Linked DNA regions of Homo sapiens: region 1 is linked to region 2. A link is a contact called in ENCODE Hi-C or POLR2A ChIA-PET data. All regions are on one chromosome and are shown on one strand. The core of a region is the stretch at or near the end of the contact, and the rest is flanking DNA. Distances in the headings are between cores, read along the strand shown.

Region 1 (4,875 bases), core at 2,182-4,681, 2.1 Mb before region 2:
GGAGGCAGAGGTTGCAGTGACTACACTCCAGCCTGGGCAACAGAGTGAGACTCCATCTCAAAAAATTAAAAAAAAAAAAAAGAATAGGATACCTTTCCTCTTTCGCTTCCTGCTAACACACAATAAGGTTTTTCTGCTTTACTTTGCATGTGGGCTGAAAGGTCTCTCCCTCCTACTTTGGGGATGCTAAGCTAGCCCAGGTGTGACTTTGGCCTTGGGGGTGGAGTATGGGGGGAGGGAACACAGGAAGCTAATGGAGCCATCCCTACCTCCTCCTCCCCCAAAGCCACCAGCAGAGACTGGATCTTTAAAAAGCAACAGAAGCCTGGGAAGTAGGTCGCCCTGCAGCATCTCAGCCTCTATTCTAGTGTCAAGAGGCAGGAGAGGCTGAAAGTCCAGGCACATCCCTTTACAGTACTTACCTGCTCTGACCTGAGAAAAGTCTGAAGAGGGAGGAGAATCATATCCAGGTTTTGGTGAGTCACACAGCCCTGGCTTCTGACTATTCTAGTGCCTGTTGACTGTGTGATCTTGGGTAAGTCACTTAGCTTTTCTGTACTTCAGGTTCTTCATCTATCAAATAGGGGTAAAATAAAGAAGCATCTCTAGAGTCAAGTTCTAAAGTAAGGGCAATATTCATAGAATCTAACCCTGCCATTGTTTAAAACAGCTAGTGCTTTCCAGGGTGAAGAAGTTGGCTTGCGTTTGGGGACTGTGTTAAGTTAGTTGAAGTGCTGACCTTTGAACTCGGGGGACAGTGTGATGAGAGGCTTGGGAAGGGAGGCTGCTGTAAATTGAGAACACGTTTGTCTCACATTTCAGATTCGCGGTTGGACACCAATTCTTTTTTTTTTTTTTTTGAGACAGAGTCTCGCTCTGTCGCCTAGGCTGGAGTGCAGTGGCGCGATCTTGGCTCACTGCAAGCTGCGCCTCCTGGGTTCACGCCATTCTCCTGCCTCAGCCTTCCGAGTAGCTGGGACTACAGGCGGTCGCCACCACGCCTGGCTATTTTTTTTTGTATTTTTAGTAGAGACAGGGTTTCACCGTGTTAGCCAGGATGGTCTTGATCTCCTGACCTTGTGATCTGCCCGCCTCGGCCTCCCAAAATGCTGGGATTACAGGCATGAACGTGAGCCACCGCGCCCGGCTGGTTGGACACCAATTCTGTGAGTTTCTTTTGGCACAGAGAGCTTCTAATTGAACTAGGGTAAGTTTGCCAGGCATAGGGCTGTTGTGAGATTTGCATGAGATAACATTTGGCCTTTTTTTTTTTTTTTTTTTTTTTTGAGACAGAGTCTCGCTCTGTCGCCCAGGCTGGAGTGAAGTGGTGTGATCTTGGCTCACTGCAACCTCCGCCTCCCGTGTTCAAGCGATTCTCCTGCCTCAGCCTCCTGAGTAGCTGGGATTATAAGCGCAGGCCACCACTCCTGGCTAATTTTTTTGTATTTTTAGTAGAGACAGGGTTTCACTGTGTTAGCCAGAAGATGGTCTCAATCTCCTGACCTCGTGATCTGCCCTCGGCCTCCCAAAGTGCTGAGATTACAGGCATGAGCCACCACATCCGGTATTAATGAGATAACATTTGGAAACCACTTGACATGCAGTAGGTGCTTAAGAAATAGGAAAAAAGGCCAGGCATGGTGGCTCATGCCTGTAATACCAGCACTTGGGGAGGCCAAGGCAGGTGGATCACCTGAGGTCGGGAATTCGAGACCAGCCTGACCAACATGGAGAAACCCGGTCTCTACTAAAAATACAAAATTAGCAGGGCGTGGTAGCACATGCCTGTAATCCCAGCTACTCGCGAGGCTGAGGCAGGAGAATCACTTGAACCCGGGAGGCAGAGGTTGTGGTGAGCCGAAATTGCACCATTGCACTCCAGCCTGGGCAACAAGAGCAAAACTCCACCTCAAAATAAAAAAAAAAAAAAAAAAGGAAAAAAGGCCAGGCACGGTGGCTCACACCTGTAATCCCAGCACTTTTTGGGAGGCCAAGGCGGGCAGATCACAAGGTCAGGAGTTCAAGATCAGCCTCGCCAATATGGTGAAACCCTGTTTCTACTAAAAATACAAAAATTAGCTGGGTGTGGTGGCGGGTGCCTGTAGTCCCAGGTACTCGGGAGGCTGAGGCAGAATAGCTTGAATCCCGGAGGCGGAGGTTGCAATGAGCTGAGATCCCACCATTGCACTCCAGCCTGGGCGACAGGGCAAGACAGTGTCTCAAAAAAAAAAAAAAAAAAAAAAAAAAAAAAAAAAAAAGAAAGAAAGAAAGAAATAGGAAAACTGGGCCGGGCACAGTAATCCCAGCACTTTGGGAGGTCGAGGCAGGTGGATCACCTGAGGTCAGGAGTTCAAGACCAGCCTGGCCAACATGGCAAAACCCCATCTCTATTAAAAATGCAAAAAATTAGCCTGGCGTGGTGGCAGGCGCCTGTAATTCCAGCTACTCGGAAGGCTGAGGCAGGAGAATCGCTTGAATCCGGGGGCGGAGGTTGCAGTGAGCCGAGATTGAGCCATTGCACTTCAGCCGGGACAATGAGAGCAAGACACCATCTCAAAAAACAAAAAAACAAAAAAAGCCAGGCGCGGTGGCTCACGCCTGTAATCCCAACACTTTGGGAGGCCAAGGCAGGCAGATCATGAGGTCAAGAAATCAAGACCATCCTGGTCAACATTGTGAAACCCCATCTCTATTAAAAAAAATTAGCCGGGCGTGGTGGCGCATGCCTGTAATCCCAGCTACTCGGGAGGCTGAGGCAGGAGAATCGCTTGAACCCGGGAGGCGGAGGTTACAATGAGCTGAGATCGCGCCACTGCACTTCAGCCTTGTAACAGAGCGAGACTCCGTCTCAAAAACAAAACAAAACAAAACAAAGAAATAGAAAAACAAAAACAACAAAACAACAAAAACCCAAAACCTTGTCCTGATTCAACACTCAAATTCACCAGCTGGAGAGGAAGAAAAAATTCCGTGACCACACAAGGGCCAACAATGTGGACCACACATGCAGCAGGGGCTACTTTGTTCTGCCCCAAGGCTTGCGGAGGGCCGCTGAAAATTTGCCATATTATATGAAGGGGGTGAACCTTAACAAATTGTCTCCTGCATCCCAAACTCGCTCCCCATCTGATCTTTATCTGGGGCAGCCCCCAAATTTGACCAGAAAGCTCTTATCGTTCACACTCGCTCCAGGAACCCCCAAATCCAGCCCCAGCTCCCCAGTCTCACTCTTCTGCTCCCCATGCACCTCGGTTGGTCTAGAGACCCTCCTGCCAATTTGAGTCTCAGCCAAAACCCCAAAGCGCGGCGACCCTGGCGCATGGCAGGACGGGATTTGTAGTTCCAGGGCTTATCGGAGGGTGGGGGAGAGGGAGGCCTTTACGCATGCCTTGGTGGCGGCTTTCTGCACGTGTTTCTCAGCCCAGGTTTCAGTCCAGCGGAACTGGCTACCTCGGAATCCCAACTGCTCCTTTAGGGTGTCTTCCGCGATTCTCCGAGTGGAGTTAGGCGCCTGCCGACACTTCCCTAACCTTGGAGGCCCGGGACTTGATTTTCATGAATGAACGGAGCCGGGACTGACTTTGCCTACGGCAAGTGGGTTGAGATAGCTGTTCCCCTCCTTCAGGCAGGGGCAAAAATTGACCTCTGCCTCTCTCGAGGGTCAAAAAGTTCCTCAGGGCAGGGTGGGTTGTTCTTTGGGATTAGAGCTGGTGAATTCATTAAATATCGGCTTAGGGAGGGGCTGAATACAGTAAAAGAACAGCCTTGAGCCTTGGAGGGTAAAGCCACGTTTTTAAGGAACAATTCAGAGCTGGCCAGGTCATGCTTAACTTGGATGATCTCTAATCGCGCGAACTGCTCTTATACCCATTTGACAAGTGGGGAAACTGAGGCTTCAAGTGGCAGGAGGTCTCCCACTTTGTTATCGGCAGGGCAGGGAGGGGAAACCAAGACGCTACAGGGTCTCCAGCTTTTTACCATCTGCTCCTCTCTCAAGAGAAGGAAAAACGGTGCCCTACTGTCTTCAGACGTCGCAAGGATCAAGAAGATTTCTTTCTTCATGACCCTGCCCTTGCCAGAATTTCCTGCGCTGTTCCACCTCATTCAACTTCAGGTAGGGAAAGGGATTAGGCGTGGTTCAAAGTTTATTTTATTAGTTCATTTCGTTTTATTCAAAAATTTATATCCTTGTGGCTTTTTCATCTCCTTGTAAAAACTATCAAACAGTACTGGAAAATAATGCAAAAAGTGGCAGAGGCTTCTGTAGGAACCCGGCTTGTCTCAGGCACTTACTTTGTCCTGCTTTCTTTCCTTTGTCTCTGGGGTATAAAGAGCACGCTCAGCTCTTTCCTTGCGCACACACAGCGTACTCCTCCCAAGTACCTCTGGATGGGGGAAGGGAGGCACATTTCAATTTTTAGTGGAGGAAGGTGACAAGGAGGGTGCTGGCTCTGGCCGAGGGGTTCCTGGATCCATCACACACAAAGTCCCCACGCGCTACCAAACTCCTGGCTCCAGCTAAAGAGCTTGCGGTCAGGTCAGTGAAAGATGCTGGGAAAACGAGACACTGGGAGGACCGGCTGGCTAGAGAGGCCAAAGAAACGGCAACTCTTTGGTCACGTGACCGGACCTTGTCTCAGCCCGGGTTTCCCAAGTGCCAGGGCACGTGTGAAGGTTGAACCTTCCGATTGGCTCGGCGGGACCAGTTTGAACGGAGTACGGGAGCCGCGGCGGCTCACCTACGGCCGCGTTTTTCTTTTTTTTTTTTCTTTCTTTCTTTTTTTTTTTTTTTTTTTTTTTTAATTCTCTCTCTTTGGCTCCCTCCTTCCGCGCGAGTCTCTGGAGAAGCCGCAGCGCGAGTTGCCGCCGCTGCTG
Region 2 (4,761 bases), core at 1,938-4,437:
CCGCACCCGGCCACCAATTGCTATTCATAATGGAATCACCCGTGAAGTGTTCTCATGGAAAAGTTTCACAAGGATTTATAACAGATCATAAATATCATAAAAATTTCTTAAAAATCAGCACCGATGAGGCCCCCTAACCACCACCTACCTGCCTACTCTACTTTCACAACCATTTCAACAGCAGCTTACTATGTATAATAATACAGATCGGCAATCTACTTGTTTCAGATAAAACGGACAAATGCTTCAGTAGGAAACTAAAGTTTGCCTCGTGCCTCCCAGGCCCCAAATCTCTACTCATTCATTGTGTGAAGATGACACTCAAACCACTATCTGCCTCAGATTCCAAACTTCCTGATGGAAACAAATCAAATCTTTCTCTGCCAGGACTTTGTTAAGATAAAAAGCATCCAATAAACAGAACCTAGAAGGCTGGGCATGGTGGCTCACGCCTGTAATCCCACAACTCTGGGAGACCGAGGCCGGTGGATCACCTGAGGTTCGGAGTTCGAGACCAGCCTGACCAACATGGAGAAGCCCCATCTCTAGTAAAAATGCAAAATTAGCTAGGTGTAGTGGAGCATGCCTGTAATTCCAGCTACTCGGGAGGCTGAGGCAGGAGAATCGCTTGAACTCGGGAGGTGGAGGTTGCGGTGAGCCGAGATCGCGCCATTGCACTCCAGCCTGGGCAACAAGAGCTAAACTCTAACTCAAAAAAAAAAAAAAAAAAAAAACCCTACAAAATCCTAGTTCCTGTAAAGGTTTAATAAAAGCAAGATTCAAATATTAAGGTCACAATTTCCTGGGCCATAAATGCTAATACTAAATGTTAACACTTACACATCTTTCAAAACTGCACAAGGTGAATTAACTTGCTGACAAAATGTAGCAGGATGACAAGTCCAAGAGGTATAAATAAGGGAAGGGATCACTCCTCTGGGGCCATGAAAGGTAATCAAAAGAAACCGAGAAAGGGTGACAGCAGTCCCTAAGAGAAGAGGCCCCAGCCCAAAGAAAACGACTAAAGGCTTTTCCAAGAATAGAAGACTTCTAACCCCCACATCTTGCTAAAGCCTAAAGGGTAATCTACTGTCTACCCAAAGGAAAGGGACTTACAGAAGGCTTCTTCCCCATCACTGACTCTACCTGTCCCCTACCTGGAGGCCTTAACCAGGGAGCACCGTCTGTATCTGTGTGATCAAAATATTAGCAGCTGTCCTTTGTCAACGTGGTATTTAACATGAAAATTTAGGAAAAAATAACAGACTTAGATTCCTCATGCTCAGGAATATGGGCCTTCAAGACCCTGAAAATACTAGAAGGAGCCAAAGGAATTTTTGCCTAGAGGCACCAAACAAGTTCAATCAGAAAAACCACAAACAATTAGGCACCTCTCAGCTCCAGGAAGACTCGGCTAAGCTCCAGGAAGATAGGGAGAGTGATAAATAGCGCCCAGTGGCGGCAAGGCCAAGCCTGGCAGTCATTGCTAGCCTCCAATCTGAACTAAAGAATATTCCAGACAACACTGGGGCCTGCAGACTCCATTCACAAATCCCAGGGACCAAGAGCCACCCACATAAGCAAGGGGCCCCAGCACCACGGAACAGGGAGAGGAGCACCTGCCAATGTCCTGCGGCCTCCTCCTGCTTTCCAGCTGTGAATGAGGCCCTGGTTCCCACACTTCATTCACAGTCTGGGCGGCTACTGTAACTACATCCCACGAGACCACACACAAAGCATCACGCACAAGGGACAGTGGCAGCACTCTGAGCAATCCATGGAGATTCCCATCCACAAATACCTGAGGAAAAGAGAGCTTAAAGTCCTAAATTTGAATCCTAACTTCGGATGGCACCTCGCGATTCCATGTGGACCACAAATATGCCATCACACCACTCATTTTAAAGAGAGCAAAATCTTGAAAAAGATTCAGCAGCAGTGAATTACCGGAGTCCAGAAAAAGAAACCACTGAAACCGACGCTTCGTTGCTGATCCATGTCACCTAAGCAGCAACTGGCAAACAATGTTGGAAATGTGGAGAAGAGATCCCTCATTCTCCTCAAATTTGGCCACTGAACTGGGGGAGGAGCATGCAGACCGCCGTACACCCCAAATAATTCATCCAGGCGGTGAATTAACTGGGGCAGAACCTCATGAGTAACCTCGAGAATCTCAATCGTTCAACTACTTGAGAAAATAAAGGTAGAAATGGGTTTTAAGCATCCACGTTTCGGGGCCCAGGCTTGCACCCAAGTAGATTGCCGGTCTAGAGAAGGCAAATACTAACAATCTGGAAAAACATTCAACAATGAAAACAAACTAACTAAAGAAAAAGCTGAAACCCTCTCAAGTTTTGACCCTGATCTGAGAGAGGCCTGGCTGACCAGAGATTTGGAAACCCGACGAACCCACAAAGGCTTCCTCAGCAATCCGCGTGGGAAGGGGCTTCCAAGGAGGGGGTCCGCCTCTCCGCGACCTGTGAGGACAAAGGAGGCGACTTTTCCCGCCTCGGGAACCTGGGACTCTCCTGGAATCGGGGGCGGGACCGGGACAAAGAGGAGGAGGGGGTAGGGAAGGAGTGAGGAAGGGGGGTCGCCCCGCCGCGGAACTCGGGACCCGAGGGGGTGTGTGCTCCAAGCACGTGCGCGCGTCCCCAGGACCCCCGCAACAGACAAAAGCCCAGCCGCGGGGAGGCGGCAGCCGGGGGCCCGGTGCGCGCGCACCCCCCCGCGCGTGGCGCCGCCGCCGGCCGAGGGGCCGCGTGCGGGGGGGAGCGGCTGCGCGCGCACCGAGTCCTCGCCGCCGCCGCAGCCGCCATTTTGTTTCCTCCGCACAATGGAAGAGAGTTAACGGCCGAGCGCGGGAGCGAGGCCGGCAAGGGAGGAACGGGCCAGGCGCCGGGATGAGGGAACCGGGCGGAGGCGGCGAGCGTGGGATCCCTCCAGCCTTGTCACCGCGAACCCTCAGTGGGGATCTCACTGAGGGCGGGCGGGGGGAGGGGCAGAGGCGGGAGCGGGCCCGGCCGCCGCCACATTGACGCTTACCTTGTCGGCGTCCCCTTCTTCGACCGCAGCCGCCGCCGCCGCCCTCCTGCCACAGCCCGCCGGGGTCTGCCCCCAAAAGCCACGCGGTGCGCGCCGGGCTGCTGGGTCCAACTGCAATGGCGAGAAGAGGAGGAGGAGGAGTCCGGACCGGGGGCGAGCGGGCGGGCGGGCAGGCGCGCGCCGGGGAGGTGCGGGAACACGTGACCGGCTGAAGCCCCGCCCCCTTTGACGCCGCGTTGCGCCTCGACGCAGGCCCAACCCAAATGGGAGGGAGGGGCGAAAAGAGATAAGGGGGGGGCTGAGGGGGTGGGCGTGAGTTGCACGTGGTGCAAGCGGGAGTGTTTGCGTGCGTAGTCACGTGACTTCGGCACCTTTCCCTCCGCTTTCGATAGGTTGCTCCATCATGTGACAATGGCGAATTTCGCGGTTTCCTTCGCCATCTGACAACTTTTGGCGCCTTCCCTTTGCCGTACTGGGAGTCCTCCATCACGTGACGAGGGCACGCTCTGGTTTTCGCTAAGGCGTTTTTTGAGCGGCCATTACCACGTGATGCAAGGCAAGCGTCAGAGGCGGAGCCTCCCTACGGCTGCGACATTTTGCGCCTGCGCGGCCGCCATCTTACGCCCGTCGCCCTGAGTACGTTAGCGGAAATGGCTCCGAGAGGCTTTGACGCATGTGTACCTTTTTAGTGGCGGTATCTCGGCCGGGGATTTTCGGGCTCCAGTGGAGGTGGCTATGCTCACCCCATCTCCCTTGAGAGGCACAGAAGGTTAGAGATGTGTGCGAGGAACGGCCAGGTCCAGCGTCTCCTCGTTGCTGCCCCTTGAGCCCGGGACCGGCGCCAATGCGCGCCCGGGTTCTTGGGTTCTTTCGTCCCGCAGACCTGCCTTGGTGTGGCGTCCCTGGGCCGTAGCTTCCGAAGGCTGCAGCCGACCTGGTCGGGGTCCTCTAGCCCGCCTTCCCCTTCCCCCATTGACAGATGGAGAAACTGAGGCCCAGGCCAAAAAATATCTCACTAGAGGGCTCACCGCCATTTCCTGGAAAAATTGGGGCTGGGACTCAACGGACGCTCGTCCAGCAGCAGCGCGGAGCTCCGAAGTAAAGGCGCCCGTGACCGAGTGCTTTGTCCTTACAAGCGTGGTGTTCTTGAATGCTTCCAGGCGCCTTATGAGGCCCCCGATGTACAATCTGTGCTTAACTAAACCCCACTGTCTTCCAGGGTCAGGTTGGCCATCCGCAGGCGTAGTTGCTAGGAAGGTTTGACAGATGTCCGCCTGTTGATTCAGACGTTCCCAGGATTTGGAGCAAGAAGAGCAAGGAAGGCCAGGCGCGGTGGCTCACGTTTGTAATCCCAGCACTTTGGGAGGCCGAGGCGGGCGGATCACGAGGTCAGGAGTTCGAGACCAGCCTGGCCAGCATGGTGAAACCCCGTCTCTACTAAAAATACAAAAGAAAATTAGCCGGGTGTGGTGGCACATGCCTGTAGTCCCACCTACTTGGGAGGCTGAGGCAGGAGAATTGTTTGACCTGGCAGGCGGAGGTTGCAGTGAGCCGAGATTGCGCCACTGCACTCCAGTCTGGGCGACAGAGCGAGACTCTGTCTCAGAAAAAAAAAAGAGCAAGGAGGTGTTGAAAATGGGTTTCCTGGCTGGGCGTGGTGGCTCACGCTTGTAATCCCAGCACTTTGGGAAGCTGAGGTGGGCGGATCACTTGAGG

What was found. A loop is a pair of places that touch in the nucleus more often than their neighbours do. ChIA-PET counts read pairs that join two places held with the same protein, here RNA polymerase II (POLR2A). Pooled maps may share reads with other maps.
Region 1: a pooled map shows a loop between it and region 2 (6-fold over the local background). The contact joins the promoter of TNPO2 here to the promoter of ILF3 in region 2. A Hi-C loop is called at or near these places in 5 of 50 pooled maps. POLR2A ChIA-PET finds 5 or more read pairs at or near these places in 2 of 52 experiments (AG04450 and Caco-2).

The regions. Positions count from the first base shown.
Region 1 is chr19:12,722,488-12,727,362 of GRCh38, reverse strand. TNPO2 (transportin 2) reads left to right here and starts at 3,431. Exons shown (of 26, transcript NM_001382241.1): 1 at 3,431-3,594; 2 at 3,998-4,114. RefSeq lists enhancers at 3,044-3,660, 3,661-4,279, 4,332-4,481, 4,280-4,875.
Region 2 is chr19:10,652,772-10,657,532 of GRCh38, reverse strand. It overlaps ILF3 (interleukin enhancer binding factor 3), which reads right to left and starts at 3,187. Exons shown (of 20, transcript NM_017620.3): 1 at 3,046-3,187. It overlaps ILF3-DT (ILF3 divergent transcript), which reads left to right and starts at 3,661. Exons shown (of 1, transcript NR_024333.1): 1 at 3,661-4,761. RefSeq lists silencers at 2,860-3,019, 3,100-3,339 and enhancers at 3,430-3,899, 4,140-4,309, 4,175-4,676, 4,677-4,761.